2 separate regions of the Mus musculus genome follow, and region 2 is linked to region 1. The links are chromatin loops, found by intact Hi-C in ENCODE. Cell type or tissue: gastrocnemius. All regions are shown on one strand.

The links. Peaks named below come from ENCODE experiments on the same cell type or tissue, not always from the same donor. Only the 100,000 strongest peaks of a DNase experiment are listed, where the experiment ranks them.
Region 2: it touches region 1 in a loop (11-fold over the local background); 41 of 42 quality-filtered maps call a loop at or near these places.

Annotation. Positions count from the first base shown.
Region 1 is chr13:92,739,110-92,744,109 of GRCm38, forward strand. No RefSeq gene overlaps it. Among named protein-coding and RNA genes, the nearest start is that of Gm41018, 34 kb to the left of the region's middle. In gastrocnemius, a CTCF peak has its summit at 1,914 (motif pointing left); a DNase peak (open chromatin) is centred at 1,920.
Region 2 is chr13:92,577,962-92,582,961 of GRCm38, forward strand. No RefSeq gene overlaps it. Among named protein-coding and RNA genes, the nearest start is that of Spz1, 4.2 kb to the left of the region's middle. In gastrocnemius, no CTCF peak of the experiment used is centred here; DNase peaks (open chromatin) are centred at 2,459 and 2,991.

The sequences.
Region 1 (5,000 bases):
AGTTGGGGGTGAGATACACCCCTCACTGCAGCTGGGAGGCAGAGGGGAGCCCGCACTAGTGGACTTCCTGCCCACCTTTTTTCCCAGGCTGGGTCCCAGCCAGTTTGCTGCTGCCCAGGATTCAGGAGTATTTTGCCCCTTCATGGTCTCTAGAAAAACCCTCACTGACACTCTCAGAGCTATGTTTCATTAATCTAGGAGTTTCTTAACCGAGTTGATAATGCAGATTGACCATTACACTAGCCAAGTGTTTGCAGGCCAGACTGGGCTCCTAGAGCCTTCTGTGTCAACTCTTGTTTGCATACCTAGTAGATGTCTTTTCAAACTAGAGCATAACTATAGATACTGAAAGTATGGGTGTGGTACTTGAACCTGCCTCAGCCATCCAGGGTAGGTTCTCTACAAAAGGCTTTAATCCTTTCTGCATCACATGGGCCAGGAAGAGCTGTACCTCTGAGTGAGTTCCCCAAGTTTTAGATGTTTGCTAAAGTTAACCATAGGCATGCGCCCCCCTCCCCCATCATCCCACTCTGGGAACCTAGTTTTTGTTTGTTTGTTTGTTTGTTTGTTTGTTTTCTCTCTCTCTCAATTAGTGACAAACCATCTGTTCTGGACTGGGAGGTTGCCTTGGTTTTCTGCTCTTTGGAAACCTACTTTTCTTAGGCAGGGAGATTTAGGCTGAGGTCCCATTTGGACCCAGCTAAAAACTCACGGCTAAGTAAATATAGGTTCTCCCAATGCATAAATGCATGTCTAACTTAAACATTTTTTTAGACTTATTTTATTGTATGTGCATGGGTGTTCTAAGTGCTTGTATGTCTATACTCTACAGACATGCAGTGCCCTCGGAGGCCAGAAGATGGTGTTGGATCCCCTGGAACTGGAGTTTATAGATGGTTGTGAATCACCATGTGGATGCTAGAAACTGAACCTGGGACCTTTGCAAGATCAACAAGTGCTTTAGCTGCCGGGCCACCTGCCAGCTTGAAAATGTGTCACAACCTCAAAAAGTTGAGGTTCACTCTTGAGAATCTCACAACCGAGTCATACATGCACACATATAAACATACATACAACATGCCCCCCCCCAAGTCCCCAAATCCCCCAAACAAAAGACCACCAACAAAGAAACCCCAAACAAAAAGAAAACACACAGGAAAACAAAATCCAAAGTATATCAAAACAAAGAACCCTCGATATTTTAAATCTGTAATGTCCGGTTGGACAGCACAAGATGATGCAGGCTTTCCTCACACAGAGGACTGGCCTGAGGGTCCCAGCAGCACGCACTGCTCTGGCCACCATGGTACCAGGTATGCAGCATACATAGCAGATTGTCCAGCAGGGCTTGAAAGAATGAATGAGTGAATGACAAACAGACAGATGAGCAGCTCTGTGCTTACTGCCCAAGTCATCTGTGACTCTAGGCTGAGGGCAGAGAATTCCTTGCCTGGCAGCTCCCAAGGGAAATGAGAGCGGGTGTTTTCCCCAGACACTGATTTGTAGCCATTCACATTCAGAGGGATGTTTGCTTTGTGGTAGTTGCTGTTGTTTGTCTAGGTAAGGAAAGAGCTGTTAAGCACTGAACTACCAGCGCTGACCATAGGGCTCTGAGCATAGAAGTAATTTAATAAACTGCACCTTTCTTATTCTCTGTGTAAGGAACTTTCAGAGGATGCCTGTAGTGTTAAAAGGGGATACTGGGAACACAAGGGAACAAGCTATGGAGAAGGGCTAGGACATGGGGGAGAGGAAGGGGCCAAAGAAAGTCTCACAACAAAATAAACATGTGTGAAAATGACCAAAAGGAAACCTGTTCATTTGTATACAAATTAAAAAAAAAAATTCAATTTGAAGGGCAGCAGGTTGAGAACAAGGCTATTTTTAGAGGATTGCTGCCCTCTAGTGGATCATATGCAAAGAGGCATGCACTGGCAGCCTCTTGGTGAGCTTGATGCTGTAAAACAGTAAAAACAAGTCCACAGATAGATCTATCAGTCTATTATCTGTACAAGTCCACAGATACATCTATCAGCCTATTATCTGTTTGTCTGTCTGACTGCCCATCCGTCTGTCTGTCTGTCTGTCTGTCTGTCTGTGTATCATCTGTCCCTCTCTCTCTATCTATTATCCATTATGTGTATGTGTGTGAAAGATACACATGTCACGGCATGCATGCAGCAAATGCATGCATGTCCCATGTGCCCGGAGAGTCTGCTTTCGCCATGGGTTAATGGACTTGAACTCACATCATCAGACTTGTGTAAAAGCACTTTTGAGTGTTTGGTCATTTCACCAGGTTGTTCACAAACAGTTTACTGAGACAGGTGGGGGTGGGGAGTATCTGGAGCTGGACATGTCCCAGTCCTTGTCCTCCAGGGGCGTTCACAAGACTCCAGGATTGAGGGACTTTGGGGACATTCTATTCCTATGCAGCAGCCCAATGAATCTGTTGGGGAGGTGAGAGTGGATGGGAATGTATGGAAAGTAAACTGATCACCACAGAGCCATGGTGCTACACATGGTGCTACACACCTGCAATCCCAGCACTGAGACGTAAAGGAGGAGGGATTGTGAGTTCAAGGCTAGCCTGGGCAAGTTATACATGGTGTTACACACCTGCAATCCCAGCACTGAGACATAGAGGAGGAGGGATTGTGAGTTCAAGGTTAGCCTGGGCAAGTCCTTGATTACAAACAAACAGACAAACAAAACCAATCGGATTGAGAACTTTTTCATTAAAGTGCTCCTTCAGTATGCTTCTCCTAGACACCAGCTATCTGCTGCTTTCCACTCTGGTAAGCACTGTAAAATAAACAACGAATGAGCAGCTGTCTCGGAAAGAACCTCCAAAGGCAGTGACAGATGTTTGCACTTAGCCAGAAACCCTTCCTATGTGGACACATTCACTCTCAACAGCGGGTTCCTGCTGTATATGGGTTTAAATGTCCCAACCAGGGCTGGGTCTTGGAAGCTTATGCTGGCCTATGGCTCCTGTCTAGCTCCCACTTTCCTGGTCTGGTTGACATGATGGACTGGAACTACAAGCCAATGTCAGAATGCTTTTCTCCTGAAAGTCTCTCCCATCCATCTTGTCCCAGTGCTAAGAGAAGCTGCTGACACAACGGCATGTACATTCAACACCACATGTCCAAGTTAAAATTTACTGATGGAAGACTTGAAATAAATCCTGTGTCAGAAGTCACTAGATCAAAGCTGTGGCTTCTTAAGGTCCAGGGCCTTAGCTTCTCACCTGCGAAAGCACTCAGTGCAGGGGCTTCTTATGAGATCCCAGTGCACAGTGCAGACATCTTAAAACATACAAACAACCCAACAAAACAACAACAGACAGAACAAACAGCAGAAGCCTGGAGGCCCAGTTTTAAGAAACCAAACTTAGACTGAGTTGGAATCCAGCTTTTTTTTTTTTTTAAATCCAGCTTTATGAGTGTGTGTTGGGAAGCAAAGCACAGGCTCTTTGTTATAGTTTTATTTTAATTGTTATTACAAGCATCATGTAACTGCTCACACTTTTCTTTTAGCTCTCTTTTTACTATCAGCTACACGTATACCTGTGTGTCTGTATGGAGGTATTTGGTGTGAGTGTGGGTACCTGTGGAGGCCAGTACAGAGCATGGCATCACTTGAGGTTGGAGTTATAATTGGTTGTGGCCCTCAGGCTCAGGTACCTTAGATTGACCTCAGGTCCTGAGGTCATACAGGCACAAGGGCAGTATGTGCTCTTAACCATGGAGGCATCTCTCCAGCCCTACACACAGGCTTTCCTTAGCCAATATTCTACCATTCATTTGATTTCTGAGTGACTGATCGATTGATTAAGATAGGGTCTCTTGTATGCACTGTGGCTTCCGCCTTGTTATGTAGACGATAACCTTGCACCTCTGAGCCTCTCTGGAGTAGTGCAGTTGCAGATGTGTGCTGCTATGCCCAGTTTATGTGATGCAAGAGATCAAACCCAGATCGCAGTGCATGTTGGGTAAGCACTCTCCAACCTGATCTAAAGCCCAGCCTCTTGCACTTCCTCAATTTTTGTGCTTGTTGTTTTTTTATTTCTTGTAATGATAACATAAGTACCTGTGTGTGTGTGTGTGTGTGTGTGTGTGTGTGTGTGTGTGTGTGTGTCCTTCTGGAATGGTAGGTGTGCTTTGTAGGGCCCCCTCTCTATACCTGGATCTGAGACGGTCTGCTTCTGCCTCTACTGACTAGAGGTTGGTAGGAAGGGCCCTAGAGACACTTGGAGCGAAGGGTGTCTGTGGAGGCATCCCTGTCAGTCCCTGAGGCCCACTGAGCTGACTTGGTTACAGGCCAGTTTGATGGTGGCCTCCTGCCTGCTCCTCTCTGAGTACTGAGGAGCCCAGCTCTCAGCATGTCCTCTGTCCTCTCCCAGAGGGCCTCTGGTATCAGCCCTTACTGAGGCCTCCCTTCAGGAAGTTGGGTGGATCCAGAGGATGAGGCTTTATCTCCTGTGGCCCTCTGTGGCAGCGTTCTGTAGTTACAGGGTGTTCTTGTCGGGATCCGCTTTTCACCACTGTTCACTGGCAAGGCTTAGTGGAGCCATTGGGTAGATTTGCAGGCATAGCTGTGGGGAGCCGTCACCTCTGCTCTTAGAGTACAGGGTAACCCTTCCTATAGTCACACGGCCCCGTTAGAGGTTTCTGTCACCTCATGCTGCGTAGACATGAGATAGACAGGGCCACTTCAGACTCTCCTCTTCTGTCCCCAGTCCTTTCTCTCCTTCCTCTGCCTTCCCTCTACCTTTTGAGCAACAGGACCACCTTAAATGCCACTTTTAAAGTTACTTAGTTCTCACCTTGTCCCGCCTCTGGATCAGCCCCTTCTCTCTCTTTCTCTCATCTGTCTGCCTCTTGAGCAACTCCAGTTTCTTTCTTTGATGAGCCTGAGTTTTTCTTTTTCTTTTTTTTTTAAATTTTTTTAAATTAGGTATTTTTCTCATTTACATTTCCAATGCTATCCCGAAA
Region 2 (5,000 bases), 160 kb before region 1:
GTTAAGAGCACTGGCTGTTCTTCCAGCGGTCCTAAGTTCAATACCCAGCAGCCACATGGTGGCTCACAACTATCTGTAATAGGACCCGATGCCCTCTTCTGGTGTGTCCAAGGAGAACCACAATGGACTCACATACATAAAATAAATATATCTTTAAGAAAAATATTAAGTTCAGAGCAATTTTTTATAACACTCCTGTTATGGAGAACTCTACTAAATAGCTTTCATGCTGATTTCAAGCGAAAATCCACACTTATTTGTCCCCCGTGGAGAAGAGAAATATTTTTCCTTCCATAGCTATCAGCATTGGCCTTAGTTTCTTTGAGCTTCCCACTCTGGACAACTAGGCTCAACGTCATGGCTCAATGTCATGGTTCAGCAGAACCTGGCTTGCATTCTGTTTAAGGGTTGTTTTTTTTTTTTTTCTAACTTATACAGTGCCCAGAAGCCAGAGGTCAGGGGTCACTCTCATACTCTTTCTGGGTTTCCTTTTGACTGTATTTCCGCTTTACTCAAAAGTACCACTGAGACAGGTTTTGTTGGTTTGGTTTGGGGAATTTTTGTTGTTTTGTTGTTTGGTCATTTCCAGTTTTTCTGCGTTGTAATCAGAAACCATCTCTTATCTGGCATCTATAGCATCCTAAGGTTGAATGGAGAGATAGATTACATTGCTGAAACAGGAAGCTCTCAGTCAAGAAGCAGCCAGCAAGCATCTTATGTCACCACAATACAGTTATAGAAGCCAAAGTCGGCACAGCATTATCATGTAAACGAAAGATTCCCCTGAGTTATCCTGTCTCCCCACTAAAATTCTTTGTCTGTACCTGAATCACGCCGCATTTACATGTCGTGTCTAGTTTCTTCTAGGACTTTCCTGCTGATGACCAAATAGGCATTTTGTGTTTATCTAATTTCTAATCACTTTCTTGAGGTTATGTGCTTTAGGTAGGAATGCCACAGAAGTAGCATGCCCACATACCCTCAGCTGATCTGCCCTAAATCTAGTGACTCCATTTCCTTAGGGCTGGTAACTCATGTTACTCAAAGTTACCATCTTTGCATTTGTCATGAACAAATATTAAATGAATTACCTTGAAGATATGTAAAGGCCCTGTTCTCCTCATACTTTTGTGCTGATTTTAGTTCCACAGGAGAATCTAGCCTGTGTTATTACAATGTTGATCTACTAGTGTCATTGCCCCAAATCCTTTTGTTTCTATTAATAGGAAGCATTTAGTAAAGAATTCAATTAATAATTCAATCATGTATCTACACAAGCATAAGTATAGATACTTAATAAAATTATCTGGGTTTAAACACGATACTATCAGGCTGGTGTGATATCTCAGTGTATAAATAAACTTTTTGTAAAAGTAAGAGGATCTGAGTTCAAATCTCTTACACCCAAGGAAAAAGTCAGAGAGCCATGCATGCGTGCAACCTGCACATTTGGGGGTAGACACAGGTGGATCCTGAGGGCTCCCTGGCCAGCCAGTCTAGCTGTAATGGCAAGCTTCAAGTTTGGTGTAAGATCCTATCTCAAAAAATGAAGGTGGAAACCAATAGAGGAAGACCCCCAAGGTTCTCCACTAGTCTCTACAAATTCATACACACATATATTCTGTATAGAAGTTCACACACACAACTATTATTTATGTTCTTGTTCACATACCTAGGGGTAATTTGAATATGGTAGAGAAAGTTGATAAAATAAAACATCATTGTTTTAGGTAGTTTTTTTATAGTTTATTTATTTTATGTGTGTATATTCTTGTGCATATGTATGTATCTTGTGCATCATGTGCGTGCCTGGTACCCTTAGATCCTGAAGAGGTCATCAGACCTCCTGGAATTGGAGCCATCATATGGGTGCAGAGTACCAAACCAGAGTCCTCTACAAGAGCAGCAAGTGCTCCTAGGCCACGAGGCCAACTCTCCAGCCTTCTTGATAGTTTAAGAAAAAAAAATCCCAGTAGTATTTTATTGATGACTGTTATGATTAGAATCCTAGGTTCAAAAGTGATGCTGTACAAAGTGTTGGGGGGTTTTGTTTTGTTTTGTGTTTGTTTGTTTTTAAGGGGTTTGCTGTACATGAAGACTTGAAGAGGGCATTGGATCTCCTAGAGCTGGAATTATATAGATGGTGTACAGATGGAATTATACATTGCCACGTGGGTAGAATGTCTAACTGGGAACCAAACTTGGGTCCTCTGCAAAAGCAGCAAGTGTGCTTAACTACTGAGTTGTCTGGAAAGCCCCTGCAAGACATCACTTTAACATTTTGACTTCTAGTGTAACCTCAAATGTAATCACATATTTGAATGTAGCCATTTTATAGGGGGATTTTTCTGAAATTGAAATTTTTATTTAAAAAAAATTAATAGATGTAGCTGGACGCATGGCGAAACCGTTTCTTCAACAGGTGTTTTTACCACCAGGTGGTGCTACAGACCCGAGACATTGTAACTGTGACTGAAGGAGGCAGAGACTGACTCCTGTGGAATCTGGGAAGTGTTGACTCACAGTTTTGGGGGCCCAGAAATGTCAGTTCTAAAGGACTTGACAGAGCTACACTCAGAGTTGTGATGGACGTCTGGGGAGGCAGGTTCTGTGTGCAGGAGGCTGCAGGAGCATTTTACCCACCAGTGTTCTACAGGGACAGCAGGTTTCAGCATTGCTGGGACTGGCTCCCCTTACATGCCTGTTCGCAAACAACCCTGCAAAATGCAGCCAATTCTGCAGGGGAACTCCAGAGTAGAGACTGCTGAGAAACTTCCCCAGAGTAGAGATGACCCCCAGCAACTGCCTCTGGGAGCAACTGTCGTATTTGCAGAGACAACAAAGCCAAAAATAAAAGCAAAACCCTCACACTTTATCAACAGACTTTGAGCTCTTGGAGTCTGGCCCAGAGACTTGTGATGTCTTAATCAAATATTCAAAGCCAAATTCTTTATAGTCCATGCACCCTCCCCACTCCTCGCCCGAAACGGCTAGTCTCAAGGACAGCTAACCATTGCTATAAACCAGCCCCTGGGTGGGTGTGATGACCCAGTGCATACAGGCTCATATTGCCAGGCTGGAACTCACATGGTGGGTGGCCGAACTGACTCTGGATAGTTGTCTTCTGACTTCCACATGCTACAAACAGACACACACACACACACTCAGAAAAATGTAATACAAATTTTAATGAACTATGTAATAGAGATGCCCACTTCCCTTTTCAGAAATGGACCAGCACACAAGTGGGACATGAGATACAAGCAAGAACTTCCCCCAACTGTTGTAAGAGTTCCCATCTCTCTGTGATGGTGATAATCTATCATGTGTCTCGCTATGTCTGTCTGTCTGTCTATCATCTCTATCTGAGAATAAGCCCACAGTCTCTCTTGAAGCATATATATTTTTAAGTCTTTTTATAGCAGTCCTTGTCTGGTAAGTAGGGAAGGAGGGGCTTTTTCTCATTCTCAGCACGGCAATATTCACTAGTTAAATAAGACTTGAGTTTCAGGTTTGGGAGAGATGGAAGAAGGCAGGGAGTGATTGAGGATAGCTGATTGGCCTCCTCTGCGCCCCTGTGTGCATCCACATACAGTCTAATGGAGGTGAATGAAAGGCTCCTACTGTAAAAATAAACTAAATGAAGAGCAATAGGAAAAAAGGCAAACAAGATTGTTCAATTCCCAAACTACTTCCTACAAACTACTTAATTTGTATCATTAGTCATTCCATATCACACTTAAAATTAGTAACGTTTTCCCCAAAGCACCAACCATCACATTAAACATGTCAAAGTGAAGCAAACAAGCAGACAATGAGACATTTTCACATTACTACCTTATTAATAGATAATACTTCAGTCTTAGAATTTAACAAGATCACACTCCTGCTGTGCTGCCTACAGCACTGGAGCCTTGGGGATAATGATTTATCCATCCTATAACTCATTAGTAAACAGAAATACCATTAGTCAGCTGGGCGTGGTGGCGCATGCCTTTAATCCCAGCACTCGGGAGGCAGAGGCAGGCGGATTTCTGAGTTCGAAGCCAGCCTGGTCTACAAAGTGAGCTCCAGGACAGCCAGGGCTATACAGAGAAACCCTGACTAGAAAAAAACAACAACAAAAAAAACAAAAACATAAAAAACAACAACAACAAAAAAAACAAACAAAAAAAGAAATACCATTAGTCTTTAGTTCACAGAATATATAGGACCAAGTGAGAAAATTCAGTGTGTGAGGCTGGGTGGTGGTGGTGGAGGTGGAGGAGGAGCAGTATTCCTTTAATTCCGGCACACAGGAAGCAGAGGCAACCAGATCTCTGTAAGTTCGAGGCCAGGTGGTTTACAGAGTGAGTTCCAGGACAGCCAGGGCTACACAGACAAACCCTGTCTCTAAAAACAAAACAAAACAAAAACAAAAGAAACAAAAAATAAAAGAAGAAGAAAAAAGAAAGAAAGAGAATTCCCTTACACACATGAGAATATAGCTTATGTGTATTAGTCAGGGTTCTCTAGAGTCACAGAACTTATAGATAGTCTCTAGATAGTAAAGGAATTTATTGATTACTTACAGTCGGCAGCCCAATTCCCAACAATTGTTCAGTCGCAGCTGTGAATGGAAGTCCAAGGATCTAGCAGTTACTCAGTCTCACGCAGCAAGCAGGCGAAGGAGCAAGAGCAAGAGCTAGACTCCCTTCTTCCAATGTCCTTATATTGTCTCCAGCAGAAGGTGGAGCCCAGATTAAAGGTGTGTTCCACCACACCTTTAATCCCAGATGAAAGGCGTAGCCCAGATTAAGGGTGTGTTCCTTAAACTCGGAGATTCAATCTTCTGGAATCCATAGCCACTATGGCTCAAGATCTTCAAACCAAGATCCAGATAAGGATCTCCAAGCCTCCAGATAAGGGTCACTGGTGAGCCTTCCAATTCCGGATTGTAGTTCATTCCAAATATTGTCAAGTTGACAACCAGGAATAGCCACTACATTATGTTTTCTTAC